Regions from separate parts of the Homo sapiens genome. Here region 2 is linked to region 1. A link is an interaction called in ENCODE POLR2A ChIA-PET data of the cell type or tissue named here. Cell type or tissue: A673. All regions are shown on one strand. Each heading gives the region's core, and the rest is flanking DNA. Links, peaks and the distances in the headings are about the cores only.

Region 1 (5,374 bases), core at 157-5,156:
AAAGGGAGGTGGGAGTTAGGGGTTGACTTGCCCCAAACTGACCCCCTGTGACCTGGCGTCTCAGAGAGAGAGCTGGCCTCCTGCAGGGCTCCCCCAAAACTAGCCTCAGCCTGGTGCTGAGGCCTGAGGACCAGGGCAACCAGTCCTGGAAGAAGGTAGCAGAGATGGAGCGGGTGTCCCATGCTGAGAGCTGCAGCAGCCTGGCCCCATCAGAGGCAATGGACAGATGCTTTCCTATCCATGCAGCCTACGAGCCCCACAGTCTCAGTCCTTCCAGGCTCTGATTTCTGGCCCTGCTGGGTCCCTGCATGCTGCCCTAATGAGACCAGCAATGAGGACTCGCAAAGCCCAGCTGTCCCTGTCTCTGGAATTTCCCAGTAATCAAATGCCCCCGAAAGCCCAGTGAGTGTGTGCAGCCGGGTCACATTTTCGTTTGCTTGACAGGAGGGGAAAACACGTTTCCCTGTGGGACATTGTCTGCCCTGGGTTGGACTGAATCTTTGTTACTGAGACACCAGTTCTGCTAGTCCCCCACCTAAGTCCCCTCAGGTCTGTCATGACCCTCAACTTCCAACCCCTGGGAGGATGGCTGGCAGGGGAATGAGGCTCACCAGGAGCCGGGGCTTCCTCAGGCGTGCAGTTAGGAAGGCCAGAACCACAGCCGGAGCTGCAAATGCCCCCCAGATCAGCAGGCCTAGCATCCCAGGCTGGCCTGGTGGAGGCTCCCCAACCCTCCCAGCCATCTGGGAAGGCCCCCTCTCTCCAGGTCCTCATGGTGAGGCTGACAGTCACATGCCCCCACCCCCACCCAACAGAGCAGGCACAAAACCCCACCAGCTAATCTAGTCACCCCTCCCCACTCACAGCCAATCGTTCTTCTGTGGGGTTGCATGAGGACCAGAGAGAGAAGTCCCCCTTCCACCAGGGCTGCACAGACAGGGCAGCCCATGGCCCACCAGTGTCCTCCCCACTCAGAATGGAGCCAGACAGAGACATTTGAGGACCAAGAGATAAAGCCAGATCGAGCACCTGGGGGGCTCCCATTTGAAACCAGGAGCTGGCACTGCCTGAAGCGGGAGCCCCTGATGGACTCGGCGGCTCTGAGCCAGTGAGGACTTGTTTCCAGTTCCTTGTCTTGACTGACGGCAAGCGCCCAGGCCTTTGCTCTCCATAGCTGCCGCTGTATTCCCCAGCCTCACCCTCCTCAGTCCTCCACGCAGCACCTGCGGCTCTGCAGCCCTGGGCCAACACCATGAGGACCTGGGTCCTGGACTGGCTGTTGGACAGCTCCGAGGCAGAGGCCCAGAATTGGCTGCTGGGGCACCTCCCATTCCCAGGAGAGTGGGTTGCCCTGGAGCAAGGCTGCCTGGCCTCCTCAGGGAGACCCCAGCCCCTGTCTCAGGAATGCAACTTTCTGTGACAAGCCCACTCCATGGCACAGACTCCAAGCCCTCGCTCCCTGCCCAGACGCTTCGCTGGCTGAGATTGCCCGCGCTCTGCTTTCTGCACACTGCACAGCGCTTCGGCTCCTTAGCTTGAAGGTTTGTGATATTTCTTGTTGGAATAAAATGCCAAACCAGAACTAACGGTGGGACAAAGTGAGCTGTTAGGAAATGCCTCTTTGAGCCACAGCACAAAAATTAGCACAGCATTTCCAATTTTCTTGTGAATTGAGGAAGCAGGCACCTGCGAGGTCCCGTGTGGGGTGGGAGGGCCAGGGGTGGCTCTAAGCCAGCACTGAGGGGAGCAATTCATTCAGTCACCAAGTGGGCCTGAGCACACACATGGCTCATGTCAGCTCAGGCTGGGGAGAAGACCAGAGCAGAGGGCCTCGCCTGTGGTTTGAAGCCCAGGTGCCAGAGGCTGGCGTATCCAGGACAGAGGCCCGTGCCCCTTGCTCTCGGGGAAGATCTGCCCAGGAGCAAGATGCCCAGAAGTGAGATTCTGAGTGCTCCTCCAGCCGCAGCCCCTCGGCGTGTTGTGACAGGGAGGGGCCGAGGCTGGGGAAACCAGTCAGCCACTCTCTGTGAGTCAAGCCTTTGGCAGGCGGCCCCCAGCCCCAGGGCATCTCTGACTCAGCCTGCTGACTGACAGACTAGGAGCTCTATGGACAGGAGGCAGTGAAAGTGCCGGGAAAGGGTGGCACCGAGGGCAGAAAAGGCTCTCAGCTTCCCCAGAGAACTTGAATTGAGCTCCCTTCGAAGCCTGGCCCTGGGGCACCCTCCACTCCTCTCTCTCCTCCTCCTGGCACACCCCCTCTGTCTGAGAGCCTGAGCCTGTGAGTGCAGCCTGAGGGGCAGAGAAGCACACTTCTCAGTCTCTGGCAAGTGAGCAGCCCAGCGGCCCCCCTACTCCAGGGCAGACATCATCCTGCCCTCCAGAGGACCCGGCCCTCCAGTGAGGGTGGGGCTGATGCTGAAGGCTGAGGAAAGATCACTTCCTGGCCTTCAGCCCTTCCACACCCTCTCATGGGCCCCACCCCACTACAAGTTCTCTCCAAGCACTACTCAACACAGGCTTGGGGCCAGCCCTGACCCCCAGGTCGTTTTCTTAAGCATGTGTGCCTCATGGCCTTCCCCCACCCTGTAGAGTGCTGCAGGTTTGGCCCCTCAGGCCACACATGCTCATTTCTCCAGTTTGAGCCCGCACTTGCCCTGACTCTTCTCTATGTTCTCTCCCTCCTCCCAGCCTCCCAGGCACTGTCCCCAGCCTGCCAGGCACTGTCCCCAGCCTGCCACTGCCAAGGAGCCCCCAGGAGCACCCTCAGCCCCAGGGCCACCTGCAGGCCAGAACAGGGGCTGCAGGAAGCTGCACTTCTTCCGGCTTTCTCAGGGCCCAAGGAGGGGCCTGCTCTGTCCCCTTGTTCAGCTCCTTCTCTGCCAGCCCTACAGGAAGGAAAGGAGGCCACGCCTCACAGCTTGTGCCCCAATCTGGAGCTTCTGCACCCGTGCCCCAGGTCCATGGGGCCCCACCCTTACTTGTCTTCACTCTGAGCCTGGAGAGGCCCAGGACTTCCAGAAAGCTGCAGGCCAGGACCCTCAGCAGCTCCTCCCCATTCTGGGAGAAAGCCCCAAGACAGCCTCTGAGACGACTCTGACTTTCTAGCTGTGGAACGTTGGGCAAGTCACTTAGCACTCAGAGCCTCAGTTTCCTCACATGCAAAAAGGGATAATCGAGCCTGGGATATAGTAGAATGATGAATCAAAATACTCTCTTATTAGTTACTATTACTGACAGTTGGTCTGTTTTGACTCACACCTGTAATCCCAGCACTTTGGGAGGCTGAGGTAGGAGGATCACTTTAGGCCAGAAGTTTGAGACCAGACTGGGCAACATAGTGAGAACCCATCTCTACTGAAAATTTTAAAAATTAGCTGGGCATGTGGCACACGCCTGTGTTTCCAGCTACTCAGGGGGCTGAGACAGGAGGATCGCTTAAACCCAGGAGGTTGAGGCTGCAGTGAGCCATGATCATGCTACTGCACTTTAGTCTGGATGATAGAGTGAGACTCTGTCTCTTAAAAAAAAAAAAAGAAAAAAAAGAAAGAAATACTTGAGGTTGGGTAATTTATAAAGGAAAGAGGTTTACTTGGCTCATGGTTTTGCAGGCTGTCCAGGAAGCATGGCGCCAGCATCTGCTCGGCTTCTGGGGAGGCCCCAGGGAGCTTTCACTCATGGCAGAAGGTGAAGTGGGAGCAGGCGTGTCACACGGTGAGGGAGGGAGCAAGAGGTGGGGCCGGCTCCTTTTTAAACAACTGGATCTTGCATGAACTCGGAGAGTGAGAACTCACTCATTGCCACAAGGAGGGCACCAAGCCATTCACAAGGGATCTGCCCCTGTGACCCCAACACCTCCCACCAGGCCCCACCTCCAACACTGGGGGTTACACTTCAACATGCCATTTGGAGGAGACACACATCCAAACCATACCTCTGACCTAAATATAGAGCACTGATTCTGAACCTTAACTGATGATAACATCCCTGGACCCCTTTTGAAAGTGATGGAAGCTATGAACTCTCACCTCCAAGAAGGCACAAAAATAAAACTCGTAAATACAATACAGGTGCAAAGACCTCCGAGGGTGCAAAGGCCTCCTGAGGCCATCCAGGAATCCCAGGTTCATGGCCATCTGGGTCATATCCACTTTGGGGCTCTTACGAGCACTCCTGGACTTCCACACGTGGGAAGGGGATGCAGGGTCATTTGAGGATGGAATAGCGAGGTCAGCTTGATGTGCTTCTGCCGAAGCATTTTCCAGAGCTGTTCACTGTTTTCTACACCCATCGAGTGTGAGGAGCACTTACTGTGGCTGCACTTTTCACCTTTTGCCCCCTTCATGCATTCCTGTGTTCTTCTCACAAGGGCCAGCGTTGGACCCACAGACCGCAACACTGTGCTGGGAGGAGGGGCGAGCCCTTTGCAGGCTCCTGGAGACTTTCATCAGGAGTTCGCCACTGTCCAGCAAGGGCCTGCTGGGCAGCAGACACTGCTTAATTACATTGTCTCATTTAACCCCGTCCAGTGTTCTTCAACACTGAAATGATTCTCCTGCGTGGTGGATAAGAAAACTGAGGCGGATACACCAAGTTCTTTGCTTAATAGAGGGAACAGGCTTTAGGTCACACCAGACACAAGGAACATATCTACAGCCAGAGAATTAGAGACCACCAGATGAGATGCCAGGCCTTGGCAGGGAACTCAAAAGTGGCAAGAATTAGGGTGGCTTGTGAAGAAGTGAGAGCTGGTGGTCTTTTAGACAGGCCACGTATATAGGGCCATGTGAAAAAAAATGGAACATCTTCCTACAGGAAGCCGTACCTGATTTACTCTATCCCACATGAATAATTTCTCTGCTTTGCCTTCCTGGTTATGCACTCAATTTATGTTGAAACTTTTTGGGTTGAGTTTTATAAATATCATTGATACCTGGAGCGGACACTTAAGGCATGATCCGTCTCTCTAGCCACCCCACCTCTCCGCTGCCTTGTTTGTGCTGAATGATCCTGTCTCCTGGGACGGAGCTAACTAGCCTGGAGGAGAACACAGCTGGACCAATCAGATGCACTCTTCTGAGAAACCGAAGTGGGAGACTGGGAGATCCACCGCCAACAAGCCACTGGAGCTGAGTCACATTGATGAGAAGGCAACACCACAATCTCCCATTACTGGGGTCTCCAGGGCAAACCACTTTCTATGGCTTTGAGTTTGGGTCTTCCTTGGAGTCCATGAGACATCCAGAGTCCTCCCAATAAATTCCTTTTGGTGCTGAAGCTACTGCTATTTAGTCTCCTTTACTTGGAATTGAAAGACTCGGAACTGATCTAACTTTGGAGCAGGAAGGAAGCTCACATCCACCTCCTCACTTTTCAG
Region 2 (5,374 bases), core at 150-5,149, 410 kb after region 1:
AGATAACACAAATTGGGCAAAAAGAAAAAATGAAAGCCATTCATGATCTCATAATGCTTACTTTTTGATGTACTCCCTATTCGATATATTTTCTCAGATCTCGTTTTGTTTTATACTGTTCTGTTTTCCCAACTCTATTTTAAGCAAGATGACATCTTTCTAGATCATACTTTCTTTCAGGCTTTGTTTGTGGTTTGCATTTAGCCCATTCACCAAGATCTAATATCCTTACAGACTTTCCCCTTTTCTAAATAGATAGCTATTTCACATGTAATGTACATATACACGCATATAAATAAGGTCATATTCTATATACTCTTTTCATTGAACTTTGCATACAAAAATCTGTTCTCCAGCATCATAATTTAGCATGATCCACTTTCACTCCACAACAGTGTTCCAACTCCTTTTCTTCCAACACATTGCTACAAACTGTCACCATACAAATGCTAGAACTAACATGGGCTCTGAATGAATGCTTAAAAATAAAAATAAAAACACAAGTGACAACTTTGAATTCTTCTCCATGTGTCCAGACACTTGTCTGGATAAAAACACAGGCCACTCAATATGGGCAAATGAATGAGGCTTGTTTTTGCATATAAAAGTAGTAAAATTTACTACTAATAAAACTCAAAGCTGAATTTTAGCTGCTGTAGGTTACAAATGTACACCAGTAATCAAATAAGTCAGAATCACATGATCCCATTCTTGGGAGAGAAAGAAACGGCCAGATGAAACACCTTTCCAAGGATTTCCTTTTCTTCATGAAATGTGACAATGTTCATCATATACACAGACATCCAGAACATTTCAAACCATTATTGAGCTCCATGCCTCTAAACATTAGTGGCATCTTACATCCTTATTTTTGCAGGGAAAAAAAATTTATACTGAGAAATACTACTTCATATGGGCAATATATCTACACAGCAGGCAGAAAGGGACAGACCTTATATTCTCTTCATTAAGATTTACGGCTGGGCGCGGTGGCTCACGCCTGTAATCCCAGCACTTTGGGAGGCCGAGGCGGGCAGATCACGAGGTCAGGAGATCGTAGCCATCCTGGCTAACACGGTGAAACCCCGTCTGTACTACAAATACAAAAAGAAATCAGCCGGGCGTGGTGGCAGGCGCCTGCAGTCCCAGCTACTCGGGAGGCTGAGGCAGGAGAATGGCGTGAACCCGGGAGGCGGAGCTTGCCATGAGCCGAGATCACGCCACTGCACTCCAGCCTGGGCGACAGAGCGAGACTCCATCTCAAAAAAAAAAAAAAAAAAAAAAAAAGATTTACTATGCCATTATTTGGCTAAACAGCTCCTTATCTACTGGCTATTTCCTGGTAGACATTGGTATGGGGTCTATTGGAGAGTGGGCTGAGTTCTTCACATCTGTCACAATAACAGAAAATTAACTCTTGGATTGAGAAGCAACTAAGGACAACCATACAAAGAACAAGGGAAGGGAAAGGAAGAAGGGAAGCACACACCATTATTCTTCCGCTTCTGCCTACAGGAAGCAATATTTCCACTAGGTCTTGGGGAAAGCCTGTAATTTCACCACCCTGACTGCAGCTGGAACTCCCTTTTAACTGTCACGGCATCCAAGTGAAGACAGGTTTATACAGAGTTTAAAAAAAAAAAAAAAAAAAAACTGAAAGGGCCATTTTAATTTGCTTCCATGTGAAAAGGGGAGTACTTTTCATACAGCCCCATAATGATGTTCAGCGGGATATTACACTTCACCATATGGCTAATTTGCACAGCAGGCTCAAAGCAGAATTTTCTTTCATTAGAACTGCCCTAAAGATTAGACTACAAAAATATGTGAAAAGAACAAACCCAAGATGCCCCCTATTGCTTAAATCTAGGAACACTGAATTCCCAGATGTAAAATCCAATTCACAGTGTTCCCATGACAAGGTCATTCAAGAGTCATGATGGTATGTGTCACAGCTCCATTTCTATGTATTAGGGCTTTGAAAAATGTCTAAACCACAAGTTTACCTATATAATAAACCTGCATGTGTACCCCAGACCTTAAAATAAAAGTTTAAAAAAACTTAACTGTATGTTTTAAAATAACTTAAAAAATGTAACTGGATTGTTTGCAACTCAATGAATAAATGCTTGAAAGGATGGATACCCCATTCTTCATAATGTGCTTATTTCACATGGCACACCTATACCAAAACATCTCATGTACCCCACAAATATATACACCTAGTATGTACCCACAAAAATTAAAAAGAAAAATGTCTAAACTTCAAGAGCCACAACATTGTCAAAACACCTCACAAAAAAACTGTATATGGAGAAAGGATACTTGCTTTGATAGATAATTTATCATTAAAAATATCATTACTTCCAAAGGCCCCAATTCTTGTTATCACTCAATTAGCCTACAGAACTAATCTACATAAACTAGTGACCCTTATTTGAAGAGAGTAGAGGCAGTCTGATGTTCTAACAGAGCCCTGTTTATTTTTAAGGTTCCCTTATAACCTGTTTGTCTTGGCATTTCCTCCTGCTGCTATATCCCAAGCATGAGCCATAGGAGAGCATCCCCTCCGGGGACCGACAGAGTCTGCAGAATTTTAAAAAAAGAAAAGAAAGAAATCTGATGTTTGATGATTATGGAGTAGTTGAGTCTGTGCTTTTGAAGAAAGTAAACATTATGATTAACAATCTTGGCCTTTGTAATTAGCTTCCCCTTTCCAAGACAGAGTGTTAATTTATTAAATATTTTAACAAAGAGTCTTTTATTATCAGATTCAGTTTGGCTGGCTCCTTTCATAGCATTACCAATTACAACCAATAAAGCTTTAATTGATGACTACTTTTTATAACCTTTGACCCAAGATGATAAACAGTTGTAACTTAGAAGCGAAAGGGTAAACCTCAAAGGGAATGGTTCTTAATCATACTTAGCAAACCAAACTGCTTAAAATTACAACTTACCTACCTGGCTAGAACAACAACAACAACAAAGGCAGACTTCCTCAATGATGAAGGTTAATTCATTAGAAAAAAAATTTGGATTTCACTTTTAAGATAAGTATCCCTTTTGTTAGGGAAACCCTAACCTGAATTATCTGCATATAACTGTGCACCTTAATTACCTAATTATTCAAAGAATATGATTTAATCAATTTGTAGACAAGAACATTTTTAATATAAAACAAATAAGGTGCAAGTTATTTTACTATTTAAAAAAATCATTAAGACTAAAATTACATCTCCCCACCACCCCCAAATCCCATCATTTTCTTCAGCGGTCCATAACATACCAGTTACAACTAAGGGTATGTGAGAACAGAAATAAACCAAATTATTTGCCCAGAAATAGGACACCAAAAATTCTTAACTGAGTGTCTGCATATGATGAGAAAGGAGAGTCATTGCTTTTATTACCATGAACAAAATGAGGCTTTTCTATATTTTCTCCAAAGAACTATTCCAAAAGTTGGTAGTTTTCTAAAGTTATTATTCATATACCCAATTTCACACTTGCCAATTTTTAAGTCTTTTCTGACCTAACTTACACTTGTCAATCTTCTAAACTGCTAAGGTAATTCACAGTTTGGAAGTTTAAAATTTTCCAGACAAATAACTTAATCTGTTTCACGTTGCCAAAAGGAATAGAGGCTCTGAACAATTTCTAAAGGGCCAATAGGAAAATGTGGCATTTAAAAATGTAAATTAAAATAATACCAACATGTTACAGATGAAGGCAGTGAGAGATTGTTAATAGTCCTCATAATGGAAAGTACTGGCTTAAACAGAAGGTACAGTATAAGATTTTATACAAAAAAAAAACTAGGCATATAGCTTCTAAGTGACTTCCCATGTACATAAGGAAGTCAATGCCAGGAAAAGCACAAAATCTGAGGCTCAAAGTACTTTATAAACTGAGAGCTATACATGTTATTTTTATGATATATAAATGTATGTAATGGATATTTTATTAAAGACACATGGCTTCTCCCAGCATCTCAAAATCACATTTGCTACACATACACACACAAAAATAGCCTTTTGTATAGTTAAGTGAGGGTTGGGGAAATCTCGTATAAATAATCTATTCCTTCACTCCCCTCATTAACAGAAACTGTACAGAAACTGACCAATTTAGAATCTAAGAATAAATAAATCTGTCATACTGAACTTCAGCTGTTCAGAAAATGAGACAGAATATGTAAAAACAGAGAAAGTGGATAAATATTAGATCTATATCTGGTAAATAATGTAAGAATACAGGTGAAGAGAAAAAAGCAAACTAAAAGCTGAATAAAATTTGCTTCATCAGCAATTTTTATTCAGATTTTTCATTATAATTAATTATAGATTCACATATAGTTATAGGAAATAACAGAGACAGACCCCATGTGCACTCTATCCAGTCCCCCAAATTTAAACATCTTAGGAAACTATATTGTGCACAATATTCACATCCAGGAAACTGATATTGATAAAATCAAGACGCACATTTCCAGACTACAAGGATCCTCAAGTTGTCTTTTTATAGCCATATCGACTGCTCTCCATCTCTACTTCCTAATTCACTGCTAAGAACCACTAACCTCTTCTCAATTTCTATATCATTTCCATATTCATTTCTATGTAACATATAATTTTGTCATTTTAAGAATGTTACAAAAATGAAATTAATGGGGTATCCATCCTTTCAAGCATTTATTCATTGAGTTGCAAAAAATCCAGTTACACTTTTTAAGTTATTTTAAAACATACAGTTAAGTTTTTAGGAGTACGGAAAGGAGTATGTAACCTCTTTTGATTAGCTTATTTCACTCAGCATAAATCTCTAGAGATTCATCCAGTTTGTTACATATATCAATAGTTCTTTCCTTTATATTGCTGTGTAGTATTCTATTATATCAATGTACCACAGGTATTTAACAATTCACCTGTTAAAGAACATCTAGGTTGTTTTCCAGTTTGGGGCTATTATAAATGAAGCTATTATAAACACTCCTGTGTAGTTTACTGCCTGAAATCTACTTATTTTCATATCATTTATTTTTATTTCTCTGGGACAAATGCCTAGGAGTGCAACTGCAAGGTCATATGGAAGTTGTTGCTTAATTTTTCAAGAAATTGCCAAATTGTTTTCCAGAGTGACTATGCCATTTTACATTATACTATTTTATATTCTTACCAGCAACCTCACGAGCATTTGATGTCACTATTCTTATAGCAGTGTAGTGACTTTAATTTTAATTCCTCTAACAACTAAGGATGTTGAGTATCTTCTCATGTGCTTATATGCTATCAGTATATCTGCCTCGGTGAATTGTTTCTTCATGTCTTTTGCTCATTTTCCTACTTGCATTGTTTCTTTTGTTTTTTGTTTA

Evidence for each region. ChIA-PET counts read pairs that join two places held together with the same protein. Peaks named below come from ENCODE experiments on the same cell type or tissue, not always from the same donor. Only the 100,000 strongest peaks of a DNase experiment are listed, where the experiment ranks them.
Region 2: POLR2A ChIA-PET joins it to region 1 with 8 read pairs; 1 of 35 experiments calls an interaction of 5 or more read pairs at or near these places.

What each region holds. Positions count from the first base shown.
Region 1 is chr2:72,113,524-72,118,897 of GRCh38, forward strand. No RefSeq gene overlaps it. Among named protein-coding and RNA genes, the nearest start is that of CYP26B1, 32 kb to the right of the region's middle. In A673, for the core only: a CTCF peak has its summit at 2,779 (motif pointing left); DNase peaks (open chromatin) are centred at 2,068 and 2,778.
Region 2 is chr2:72,522,519-72,527,892 of GRCh38, forward strand. All of the region lies in intron 8 of EXOC6B (exocyst complex component 6B), which reads right to left. Among named protein-coding and RNA genes, the nearest start is that of EXOC6B, 300 kb to the right of the region's middle. In A673, for the core only: a CTCF peak has its summit at 1,850; DNase peaks (open chromatin) are centred at 1,723 and 2,563; H3K27ac peaks cover 4,155 bases.